2 separate regions of the Homo sapiens genome follow, and region 2 is linked to region 1. A link is a loop called in an ENCODE intact Hi-C map of the cell type or tissue named here. Cell type or tissue: PC-3. All regions are shown on one strand. Each heading gives the region's core, and the rest is flanking DNA. Links, peaks and the distances in the headings are about the cores only. Region 1 has its middle 200 kb from the start of LINC02344. Region 2 has its middle 120 kb from the start of LINC02344.

Region 1 (2,921 bases), core at 256-2,755:
AAAAACTTACATTCTTTCTCTTACCACAAAAGCTGAAGTAAATATGTTCTAGCCCTCAAATGTGACTATTGGTGTTTTGGGGATAAAGGGAACTTTGCCCCCTTATTGATGGCTTCTTGTTTCTTTACAATAATCCCATTCAGGGAAATAAAAGGCACATTTGTTTTACTGATTCCATCTAAGCATATTATACAAGGCGAGATGGCAGTCCGAAAATCTATACTTAAATTATTGGAATGGAAGAGGACTGAGTGATCCCTTATAGAACACACAGAGGTCAGGCTTACACCCCAGTTGGTCCTCATCATGATCTGGAATAAGAGCATCAGTGATTTGGGGGACATGAATAGAGCTGGGTTATGGGAAAGCTACTCTAGATGTGACATTCCATTTTCCGTGTGTGCATGTAAATAAATTAAATATATAGGATTGTCAATCCTCAGTGATACAGTTAAGAGTACTGAAGACTCAAAGGTGGAAAATAAAATGGTAAAATGGTGAAGCAAAACAGAAATGGCAAATAAGACAACTAAATTGTGCTGGCCATTATTTAACATGCCATTACATCATACGTATTTTTAAAGCCAGGAATTTATGAAATTTAGTGTAACATCATTTGGACTGTTTTATCATCAATAACTGTAAGAAACTTTTTAATTGTTCCAAACTGCATTTGTTTATTCTATAAGTTAGGAAAATGAAAACTAATAAAAAATAATAAAGAAAACGAAGCTTAGGAAATAAGAGTATTTGATTCTGAAATATATTTTCCCATCATGGGAGAGTCTCCTGAATCTGAGAATGTTGTAATATTACTCAGTCTATATTTACTGCATAATGATTATGCTGTCTTGGTAAGATAAAAATTAGATAAACATTAGGGATGTATATGAGAGGTGACAATAAAAACTGAAGTCAATGTCTTATATTCAAGGGATTTATAACTCTCTCTGGGCTAGCACAATCTGAAAAGCAGAATTAAAAGGGAAAAACTGGTAGATACCTCTTTTAACGAACACTCAACTGTAAAACCACCTGGTTTTCCTCTTTAAAGAAAGAAGAAATTGCTTCTGCCAGCTTACTGAACAGAACTTCCCTGTGATGTCTGATAACAGCCTATACTCCAATCTCTGTAAAAGTCACACTAATTATTAATACACTGGAGCAGAGTTCAGGTTCCATTTTGTCATACAGTCTTAGTGAAACTGCCTCATTATATTGTTCTATCGGTTTGTTAGTAACAAAATTCCCTTGCTATTCATATTAGAGCTGCTTTAAATTTTATTCCACATTAAATAAACTTTTTAATCAGATTTTCTTTTAGGTTATTTTATCATAGTAAAAATTTTATTTTAGGTTACAAAAACAATTTCAGGATTCATTAAATAGCAGCAAGAGAGCAAATACCACGACTTGAGCACTACAGATGAGTAAACTTCCAGAACAGTTCTGAGCACGGCTTTCAATAAAATGAACAAGTTGTTTACATAGCTGTGAGAAAGGTTATTGTTTCATTGGTTTTGCGTCCTAGTGCAGCATTCAGCATTTAGTGGGAGTCCAATCAGTGTTTACTGAATAAAACAAACTAAGTGATGAGCAGAAATCTGGAAATGTTGTGGTTTCCGAAATACTGCTGCTACGCAGACAAGTTATGACTAACATTCCCCCTTGAAGTTAAAACTGTTTGTATAAATAATTTTAAAAACAATAAAGAACCCACTATGTATCAGACATTTTACAAACAATCTTATTAAAACCCAGTCTTGGCAAGTAGGTATCTTATTTGACACTTTAGGGAAACTGAGGCTCAGAAAAGTTAAATAACGCTCAATTACACCCATGCAGAAAGTGAGGGGTCTTGGATTAAGTCCTGATCATTCGATCTTTCTACAGTACACTCACAGACCTGTGGGCAATGTTTTATATAATTATTCCTTGAAATTACGGTAAAAAATCAAATCCACTCTCGGGCTTGGCCGGGAAGTGTATATTTCTTTACTGGCATAAAAAAAAAATTAAAAAACCAACAAGGAAAAGAAAAGAAAAGATGTATTTCTTCTTGCCTGACTAGAACATATGCTTGTATTTTAAGAGTACCAAAGGTGACAGACTGAATTTACAGCTACAGCATAGTCATGTTTAGCTCGCCTGGAAACAGAACTACCCTGATCTCTCAGCAAAAGGAACAGAGGGTGCTTCCCCATACAGAAGACAGAGTCAGGCCAACTCTAAAGAGAACTAGGGCATTGCCTAGGAACCCATCTGTGGCAAGGGGGTACCACTGCCAGGAGGCCCCACAAACACCTCTGGAATTAAGACGGAAAGTCACTTCCATGTCTTCTGTGTTGCTTCTGATGTTTAGAAACAAAAAGTATTGACACTAGTTCAGAAAAATGAGCCTATCTTTATTAGCATAAAGACTCTCAGATTACGAGGATTTAAAAAAAAATGACCCCGCCTCTGAACCGTGAAGAACTAGGGAAATCTGAGTAAAATACAAAAAGGATCTTGAGAGGGCAAGATCCCGAAGAAGGGTGCAGAAAATTCTGCCCATATTTGACTCTCTTTTTCCCCTTACCTTATTCATCAATTTGGAAGTTGTTTCAGAGGCTGAGAAGTTACACAGATAATGGCAACTAAGAAGCAGAGAAGCTGAGAAGAGATTGCTTTCAGGAGTCCACTGATTGAGAAAATAAAAATGCGAGTTCAGGGCCCACGAAAGAGGGAAGGCCTAACACCTCGGCTTTTAGCTGGGACACAGAAAGGGTCACCTCAGGAGTAAGAAAGAACCTGAAATAGACGAGACCTAACAAAGTCTAAAAACCAGTTTGAAATAATCTCACTTCCATATTAGATTAAGGTGCTCTGCCCTTAGCCTAGCTTCCTAATAGAAGCAAAAGTAAATCCTACAAATACTTCCA
Region 2 (2,921 bases), core at 238-2,737, 83 kb before region 1:
TAGAAAGACTTGAGTTTCTGAATTAGATTCATTGGGTTTGAGTCTTGAATCCAACTCTTACTAGTTATATGCGCTTAGGCAACTCTTCTCCATTGTCTGAAATTTAGATTCCTTACATATAAAATGGAGGTAGTAATATAGACCTCATAAAAATGTAAAGATTAAGCTAAAAACTTGTGTACCATCTCTCATCCATAACATGGAGGCCTAGACTGGGCACCTGATATGCTAAATCTATGCATAATAAACAAATGAGTAACCTGGAACAGCGATGTATATCAACATGAAAATGTCTTTTCTTCAACTATTATATTCAGTTTCATTTCTAACTTTAAAATATATTGCCTGACATTAAAGAAACTATGGGAAAGGGTCATTCTATTACATTCCAATTTTGTCCTTCAGTAATCACAGCTGCCACCTCACTTTTAGGTGTGCATAGCAAGAAATCCAAATCAAGAGCTTGGGTTGGGTATTACCATGTGGCAGGCCTCCTTGGGCAACATCCCACTGGGTTTGAGTATTTCATAGGCATATTTGCCTTGGCCTTTAGTCTTGTTTTCATAGCTCAATAGTGCCAGCTTTCAAGATTATACAAGATTGTAGTGACACATTTTATTTAATGCTTCATTTTCTTTATAAGAGTAGTTTTTGGCTAAAAACCAAACAAACAAAAACAACAACAAAACATGCTATGCTTCATAAGCCTCATGCCTCTTGGTCCCTGGCTTGTTCAGCTGAATATACGCCAATAGAGAATAACTGGGTCACCAAGTTCTGGACACATCGCCCTGGAAAATGTCAGATGTTGGATGGTCTATTCCTTTCTCTGGCACCAGCTCAAGTAACTTCATGAATAAATCCTAAGTGCTTTAAGAAATAAAAATGACTCTTAAGAACATGTTTTCTTTCAAGTATAGAGAAAACACTGGTGATGTTGGCTTTTCTTTTTTAGCATCCTTTTTCATTTTGAATTTGAAAGCCACAGAAAAGCCAGTTGTTTAAGGAAATCCCAATAAGAGATGAAGTATATGAGATAGTAATAATAACATAGAGCCACTCTTTTATCTGTGTAAATGGAAGTCTAGGCCTTTAAAACTATTATTGACCAAAACATAGTTTAACAACATTTTTAGACAAAACACATTGCTGCATGCTACCATTTTAAAAAGAAGATAAAAACATTCTCCAAACATGAAAAATGTTTTTAAAAAAGAGTGTGTAACAGGGAGGATTTGGGGCCCTGCTAATTCAGCATTTGAAAAGAATGGTCTGAGTTGTTGCTTCTCTATTCTTGCAACTTCTGCACAAAGGTGCTGATGAGTAGTGAAGAGATAAAAGGTACATAGCAGAAAGAAAAGGCTTAAAAAGTAAAACTGATAGTTCGTGATGTGAGACCCACAAGCTAAACAGACAGTCCTTGAATAATGGAAAGATGATTTTTGTGTGTGTGTGTTTACTTAATGTCTCATCTCCTAACAACTCAAAGGGCTTTCTACTTGTGGAGGCTATGAGAATGCACTGTTCAGATATTTTGCTACAGGGTGCTTCTGCCTCTGTCAATCCGTCATCCTCCTGATGTGAAGAACACACTTCCTGCAGGCTGCTCCTGCCCAGTGAATGAACTTGGCAGGAGGACTGATACAGACTGTTTCCAGTGAGAGGTGGGACACTTCCTATAGGTGGGTTTGGCTCTGGGAATCTCCACTGATCAGGCTAAGCTTTCTTGGAACTGCACTGTGGTCTGAAAACCCTCCTTCTCTCCCTCCTTCCATGAGTGTCAGGCATCCATTGCAGTCTGGAGGCTCTTCCCAACTTTCCTTTCTACCTTCCCTAAGAAATCTCTTGCACATCTAATCCTATCTTCGTATCTACTCTTGGAAGACATGAACTAACATATTCATCCACTATTTTAGTTTTGCTTTATCACCATAGGCAGTTACTTATAGACAGAAAAATTGAGGCAAAAAAAGATTTAATAAATTGCCAAAGGAGATACGATAACTCAGTGGCCTGTCTGAGCTCTTTCTTACGACCTGAGGCTTCTGATTCCCTATAATCTTTCATTTAACAGATATTTATTGAATGACTATTATGTGGTTGGCTCTAGAGCTTATCCTAAGAATATAGAGCTCCTGTTGAAAAGTTCTATGCAAGAGAGTGGCATGCTTAGATTTGTGATATAATCAGATCATTTTGCTAAAAGTAGAAAACGAATGAAGGGGAGCAAGGCCAGATTAGAGGAGGCCAGTGTGGAAGCTGTTGCAGACATTCAGAGAAGAGATGATGGCAGCATGTGTGAGAGTAGAAGAGGCAAGGAAATGTTTAATAAGGAAAATTGAGAAGATTGGTGACTCAGTAGATACTTACTCTGCACCAGGCCCTGGCCTACACTCTGGGAAGGCAGAGAATAAAAGACATATTCCCAACTGTCCAGAAGGATTTGGCTGGCTTTTGTTCAAAGATATGTAAGTAAAGGAACTTTTAATTCACCCCAGTTGCTTAAAGCCCAGGAACATAATGGAAAACAGGAGGGAAAAAGTCTCCAACAACAATAAAACCAGAATATGGCCATAAGCCTAAACCACAGACTGTGACACACAGAAGCCATTTATGGTGGAAAGGTCTGCCAACAGGAGGATGCTGAGAGCAGACACAAGCCTCAGACTCTGAACAGGATGCAACCATCTCCAAAAGTAAGTGTCACGATAGTGGAAAGTCTATCCATTATCCTTTGACCAGGAAAACCAGTACTAAGAGAATTTGAGAGAGGCAGGGAGTCCCCTTATGTATAGTTCTCTAACACAAAAGGAAGTCAGGGGAGGTGGGGCTAAGACAGGCTGATGCCCCATATTACCTTTTACACCCAGAAGTGAAGCCAGGCTGAAGGACAGAAGGGAATAATCAAGTATCAGATCTTG

What was found. A loop is a pair of places that touch in the nucleus more often than their neighbours do. Peaks named below come from ENCODE experiments on the same cell type or tissue, not always from the same donor. Only the 100,000 strongest peaks of a DNase experiment are listed, where the experiment ranks them.
Region 2: a loop joins it to region 1, with 5 times the contacts of the local background. A loop is called at or near these places in 8 of 110 quality-filtered maps.

Annotation. Positions count from the first base shown.
Region 1 is chr13:33,535,684-33,538,604 of GRCh38, forward strand. It overlaps a transcript of STARD13 not described here. Among named protein-coding and RNA genes, the nearest start is that of LINC02344, 200 kb to the left of the region's middle. In PC-3, for the core only: no CTCF peak of the experiment used is centred there; a DNase peak (open chromatin) is centred at 1,538; H3K4me3 peaks cover 1,128 bases; H3K27ac peaks cover 2,500 bases.
Region 2 is chr13:33,452,564-33,455,484 of GRCh38, forward strand. It overlaps a transcript of STARD13 not described here. Among named protein-coding and RNA genes, the nearest start is that of LINC02344, 120 kb to the left of the region's middle. In PC-3, for the core only: no CTCF peak of the experiment used is centred there; a DNase peak (open chromatin) is centred at 1,508; H3K27ac peaks cover 1,664 bases.